2 separate regions of the Homo sapiens genome follow, and region 2 is linked to region 1. A link is a contact called in ENCODE Hi-C or POLR2A ChIA-PET data. All regions are on one chromosome and are shown on one strand. The core of a region is the stretch at or near the end of the contact, and the rest is flanking DNA. Distances in the headings are between cores, read along the strand shown.

Region 1 (3,071 bases), core at 200-2,699:
TGAACCCCCACGCCCAGCCTTCCCTGCTTTATGGTCATTCACACCTGAGGCCTGAGTTGCCTTCAACAAGCCCCACGGGTTACCTGAGTGGCAGGTGTAACTTAAGGCTGAGGTTCTCTGCTTAGCCACGGGCAGAATCACCTGGGACGCTTTGAGAATTAAGGGCACTGGAGGGTCGGGGCCAAGCGTGGAGGCTTTCAAAGCACCTGTTTGGGTCCAAGTACACACAGGGCGGGGAATCTTTGCTCCATGGGTCCACGCTCCTCAGAAGTGACCCTTGCTGCTCTGGGTCTATTTCAGCAGAACCATCACCAACCAAACAAATGAGAAATCAGGGCGGATTGGACTCAGAGACAAATGCTTTCCGGTGAGCAGCCAGGCGCACAGCAGAACGATAGAGGAGCGCTCAGAACTCGGGAGTACCTGTCACCTCTGCCATGGTGGCTGGGCTCGCTCACGGTGACTGTTTCCCTAGCAGGAGAGACCCTGGCTGTGACCCTGCAGCCTGTGCCTCCTGCTGCTGCAGGGAGAGAGGGAGTGCCCGGCGCCTACCTGGGCTTTTCCGGGCCGTCCGTCCGCTCATCATGCCCCTTGCCCCAGCTCACTTCACATCTTCGCTGGGTGGGGATTCAAGGACAGGCTGGGCTCTAGGAGGTCAATGGTCCCTCCCCGGGCTTCCAGCATGTTGTAGCTCAACTTCTACCAGACATCTGGAAATACCAAATTTCTTTCCTTAAAGGGACAAAGACCCCTTTTCTTTGGAATATATATATATATATATATATATATATATTTTATTTATTTATTTTTTTTGAGACAGAGTTTCACTCTTGTGCAGGCTGGAGTGCAATGGTACAATCTCGGCTCACTGCAATCTCCGCCTGCCGGGTTCAGGTGATTCTCCTGCCTCAGCCTCCAGAGTAACTGGAATTACAGGTGTGCACCACCACACCCAGCTAATTTTGTATTTTTTGTAGAGACGGGGGGGGGGTTTCACCATGTTGGCCAGGCTGGTCTCGAACTCCTGACCTCAGGTAATCCACCTGCCTTGGCCTCCCAAAGTGCTGGGATTACAGGCGTGAGCCACTGTGCCCGGCCCTGGAATATATTTTTTTAAACCCTAAACTGTATTATAGAATAATCTCTTCCTCAGTGACTTGGTTTATAATATATTGGGAAAAAAAAAACTCTATGATGAAAATCAAGTGCTGTAAGTTAAATATCTGAGTCCAAATGATGTCAAAAAGCGGCAAGGCACTGGGCTTCCCCCATTCAGAGAGCACCCTCCCCTTCCTGCCCCGCGCTTCTGTTGACCTTTGGTCCTGTTTGCAGGAAGCTCTCAAGTTTAACTCTGAACTTGAAGGGAAGGAAGGGAGTGAACCACATGGCCCTGGGGTCGGGGCCTCTGGCCGAAGGGCGCTCAGCTTGGTCTGTAAAATGAAATGTGTTTTGAATGTCATGAGTCAGGAAAAAAGAATTTGAGCGCAGTCTGGAAATGAAATTTCCTGCCTGTGGTTTGACTCACGTCTGTCTGTCTCGAAATCTACCCCAAGGACATTTATTCCACTGTGACAGGGCTCATCTCTGAGGAGCACCAGACTCCTGCGGTGGGGAGGGAAGATTATCCGCGCTGCAGAGACTAGCTGGCCTCCGGAAGCCGCCTCCTGACCCCGCGTCAAGCACCGCGGTGGATGGCGCAACCCAGCTTTGGGAATTAATTACCCAAGGCGCGTTTCCGTGCAGTCTGGCCTCCCTCCCTGAAGGCTTCTTAAGCAATAGGGAACTAGGAGGAGTTGAGACCAGCCTGGCAAACGTGGTGAAACCCCATCTCTATTAAAAATACAGATGGGGGCAGGGCGCGGTGGCTCACGCCTGTAATCCCAGCACTTTGGGAGGCCGAGGCAGGTGGATCACTTGAGGTCAGGAGCTTGAGACCAGCCTGGCCAACATGGTGAAACCCCGTCTCTACTAAGAATACAAAAATTAGCCGGGCGTGCATGCGCCTGTAATCCCAGCTACTGGGGAGGCTGAGGCAGGAGAATCGCTTGAACCCAGGAGGCGGAGATTGCAGTGAGCTGAGATCACACCACTGCACTCCAGCCTGGGTGACAGAGGGAGACTCTCTCTCAAAAAAAAAAAAAAAAAAAAAAAATTATAGATGGGAACGAGGAATCGCAACAGTCCTTACTGCCTTTCTTGTCTTGCCTGGCTAGTGCTAAAGTATGTTGAGGAAGGAAAAAAATTATTTTTTACGATTTCAAAGTTAGTTTTATTTAGAAGTTTTATTGAGGACTAGAGACCGACCACAGCCTGGGAGAAGTCTTTTAGAGGGGGTTTGTCGGACTGTTTTGAAATAGTGTTTTAATTTACAGTTTATATACAGGTAGTGGGGGTTTAGTAGGTGTAAAATTATATTAAAGCTTGGGTATAAGAGTATATCTGGTTGTAGATTATAGAATAATTATTAAAAATGAAAAATAAAATCCTGAGCCTCACCACCAACTGAATGAACCCCCTCTTGGCCAAGTTGACCACATAGTCACCTGAAAAATTGAATTCCCAGCCCGATCTCCCAGGGAGGTGAGGCATACCTGCTTATATCCCCTCTCTCTCTTTCTCTTTGTTTTTTTTGTTTCTGTTTTTTTTTTTTTTTTTTTTTTTGAGACGGAGTCTCGCTCTGTTGCCCAGGCTGGAGTACAGTGGCGCGATCTTGGCTCACTGCACCCTCCACCTCACAGGTTCAAGCGATTCTCCTGCCTCAGCCTCCTGAGTAGCTGGGATTACAGGCGCCCTCCACCACACCTGGCTACTTTTTTGTATTTTTAGTAGAGACGGGGTTTCACCATGTTAGTCAGGATGGTCTCTATCCCCTCTCTTTTGGAGTTTAGGCACAGATGACCAGCACTAAGGTTAGAAAAGAGATCAGAAGTCTGGCAGAAGAGACTCCTGTGGCAATGAGATACCATGTTCCAACTTGGCCCTGGTGTAGTATCACATGACAGATGGCAGACCCTGAAGGAAATCAAAATATTTTACCCCACAATATATTTTTTTCTTTTTTTTGGAGACAG
Region 2 (3,071 bases), core at 572-3,071, 210 kb after region 1:
CCATATTGCCTAGGCTGGTCTCAAACTCCTGGGTTGAAGTGATCCACCCGCCTCAGCCTCCCAAAGTGCTAGGATTACAGGTGTGAGCCACCACACCCAGCCAGAGGAGACATCTGATCACAAATCCACATTTTAGAAAACCACGCAAGCAGACTACGTTTCCAGACCATACCTACTTGGGGGTAGATTCTGTGGTTTTGCTTTGTTTCTCGTCAGAGGTAGACAGATGCCACTTTGCTCCTGCCCTTACCTGTGCCGAAGTGGGTCCTGGTGCAGGCCGCCTTCTTCACCAAGACCTTCTGCTCCTTTCCTCCTCCGCTTCCTGCTGCTCGCGTGGTGGCCGTCCGTAACACATCCCACCTGCTGGCCATTCACCTGTGGCTGTGTGCCATCTTCCTGCCGTCTGACAGCGGGCAGCTGTGCCTGGCCCTCCCTCCTGTACATGGGGCTCCCAGGCTGTCTCTGTGTCTGCCCCTCCTGCAGGGCGCTGGCAGCTGTGTCCTCCGGGCGCTTCTTCTTCTTCCTCTTCCTCTTCCCGTGGGGAGCCGCAGTGGCCTCCCTGATGTGCTGTGGGAGGCGCGTCTCTGAGCCCAGCCTCTGCGGCTCTCCCACAAAGGTCTTTTTCCTCTTCTCAGAGGGGCTCTGGGGGGGCTCACTGGCCTCTGGCAACTGGTGTGGAAGAGACACAAGGTCCTCGTTGACCTGAGGCAGCGCCGTCGAGATGGAGGAGCAGCTCCGTGGTTCTGACGTCCCTGGGGGCTTGGGGGTACTGGACAGCAATGTGGGGTGGGGGCTGAAGGGGGGTTGCAGGCGGCTGGATGATTGGGGAGCAGGTGACACAGCCCTGTGGGGACAGCCAGGAAACAGGGAGAGGATGTTCTGAAAGACCCAGCAGAGCTGTTCCTTCTGTCTACCCTCACTCCCCTCCCTTTCACCTAAAAATCTGAAAAGGCTTTTACCCTGTAGTTTTCAGATACACATTAAGTTACATGTATGTTTGAAAGAAAGCTAACAATTAATTCAACATCTATTTAAATGCAAAGTTGGCCAGGTACAGTGGCTCATGCCTATAATTCCAGCACTTTGGGAAGCCAAGGTGGCTGGATCACCTGAGGTCAGAAGTTTGAGACCAGCCTAGCCAACATGGTGAAACCCCATCTCTACTAAAAATACAAAATTAGCCGGGCGTGGTGGCACACGCCTGTAATCTCAGCTAGTCAGGAGACTGAGGCAGGAGAATCGCTTGAACCTGGGAGGTGGAGGTTGCAGTGAGCCGAATCGCGCCACTGCACTCCAGCCTGGGCGACAAAGCAAGACTCCGTCTCAAAAAAAAAAAAAACCAAAAAAACAAAAACAAAAACAAAAAAAAAAAAACAAAGTTACCTAGGTGGTGGGTTGATAGGTGCAGCAAACCACCATGGCACCTCTGTAACAAACCTTTACATCCTGCACATGTACCCTGGAACTTAAAATAACTGATCCCTGAGATTTAAAAAAAAAAAAAAAAAAAAAAAAAAAAGCAAGCCAACACGTGATTTTAAAAGTCAAAAAAAAAATTTTTTTTTTTTTAAAAGGCAAAGTTAATAAGAATTGTTCCATGCCTTAGTTTCTTGTCACCAAGCAATTCAAGTATTTTTGCGAGCTCTAATGTAAAAACATCTTTAATACAAATGTGTTAAGGGAGGAAACCTTCACGAAACAATAAATGGTAAGGAAAAAAAAGATCCCGTGAGGATTTATTTTCCAACCTCCGAAAGTCTCAGGGTGTTCCCGGGCAGGAAATGAGCCTCATAAGGAAAGCAAGTGTTGAGCTGGCCTAATGACACCTCCACATTACCGTCATTAGGACGCTGAAACCGGGACACAGATGCGTAGAGCAGAATCATGAGCAAGGCGTGTCCGGGACAGGATCTAGTGCCGAACCCAGTGAGGCTCCCTCTTGCCAGCTATGTGTCTCTAGGAAAATTAACTTCCCACTCTGAACCACCATGTTCTCATTTGTCAATGAGCTGGGACCACAAAGCCCACCTCCCAGGGTTCCTGCAGAAAACAGGACCCCCGTCATCATCTAAACAAACTATAAGGGCCATGCCAGCTGCACGATGTTTGATTACTCTAAGTGTCTTCTGGAATCTTTTCCAAAAAAGCTTATAAGGCAAGAAACGAAAAACACCCAAACACTTAAGGCCCTCCCACGTACACAAATCTTATGCTAGGTATAGGGCAGAGGTGTGCTTGTGTGTGTATATGTGAGAGGAGAGTAAGGCAGAGGCTGTGGGCGACGCACAGTCATACCTCGCCCTCATGTAGCACTGGAGATTCTAGAACTAGAACCCAGCGCCGAGGCCACCAGTACAGTCCCCGCAGGCCGCCTCATGACTCACCCCATCTTTCACTGCTTCCGTCCCCACTCCCAGCGGCTTCCAGACAGCCATTTACCAGTTACTCTCAACTTCCTGCCACTCGAGGCACCTAAGAGACGCAGGCAGCCCCTGCGGACCAGGGCCCACATGCACAGGGAAGGGGCTGCATCTCTGGCAGGTGTCTGCAGAGGAACCCGAGAGCCCTGAGACAGTTCTTAACCTGCATGACGCTAGCAGGCAAGACGTCCCACAAAAAACGCTCGGGACTCCGAGCTCACTCAAGCCTCTCGCCAAGGCCTCACTTCGCCTTTCTCTTCGACTGGGAAGTACTGTCATGGGGCTGGTAGGGATACAGGACAGGTCAGTCCCCAGCACACCACATCACCACAAGGATGTCGCAGACAGACCACCAACAAAGACAGAACTAAGACATCAGGACTGCAGAGGCCGAACTGCCTTCACCACCCAAAGCTCCTTTACCACAGGGGAACACAGAAGAGGGGGATCTTGGTCAGTGACGCCCCCCTGTACCTCCTGGCTGCCCCAATGCTTTGTCTGTCCTGTGAGGTTGGCGATTCGTCCAACTCCTCACCAGCCAAGCACACGCAACCACAGGGAGAACCAGTTGGCACCCAGAAGATCCCGGCCCAAAGCTTACCTGGCTCTATGGACGGGCCAAGTGGAGGCAACGACGGGGTGAGAGGTTTT

Evidence for each region. A loop is a pair of places that touch in the nucleus more often than their neighbours do. ChIA-PET counts read pairs that join two places held with the same protein, here RNA polymerase II (POLR2A). Pooled maps may share reads with other maps.
Region 2: a loop to region 1 is called in a map of heart left ventricle, with 2.7 times the contacts of the local background. The contact joins two enhancer-like sites. A Hi-C loop is called at or near these places in 2 of 168 maps with a recorded cell type or tissue (breast epithelium and heart left ventricle) and 4 of 50 pooled maps. POLR2A ChIA-PET finds 5 or more read pairs at or near these places in 1 of 52 experiments (Panc1).

The regions. Positions count from the first base shown.
Region 1 is chr17:78,590,947-78,594,017 of GRCh38, forward strand. No RefSeq gene overlaps it. Among named protein-coding and RNA genes, the nearest start is that of DNAH17, 15 kb to the left of the region's middle. Within about 2 kb of position 1,450, at least 31 of the 41 ENCODE cell types and tissues checked have a DNase peak (open chromatin) inside an H3K27ac peak, as active enhancers do; they include heart left ventricle, where a contact is called at or near this core.
Region 2 is chr17:78,803,135-78,806,205 of GRCh38, forward strand. USP36 (ubiquitin specific peptidase 36) reads right to left here. Exons shown (of 21, transcript NM_001385174.1): 15 at 3,022-3,071; 16 at 251-844. Among named protein-coding and RNA genes, the nearest start is that of CYTH1, 22 kb to the left of the region's middle. Within about 2 kb of position 1,822, at least 9 of the 41 ENCODE cell types and tissues checked have a DNase peak (open chromatin) inside an H3K27ac peak, as active enhancers do; they include heart left ventricle, where a contact is called at or near this core.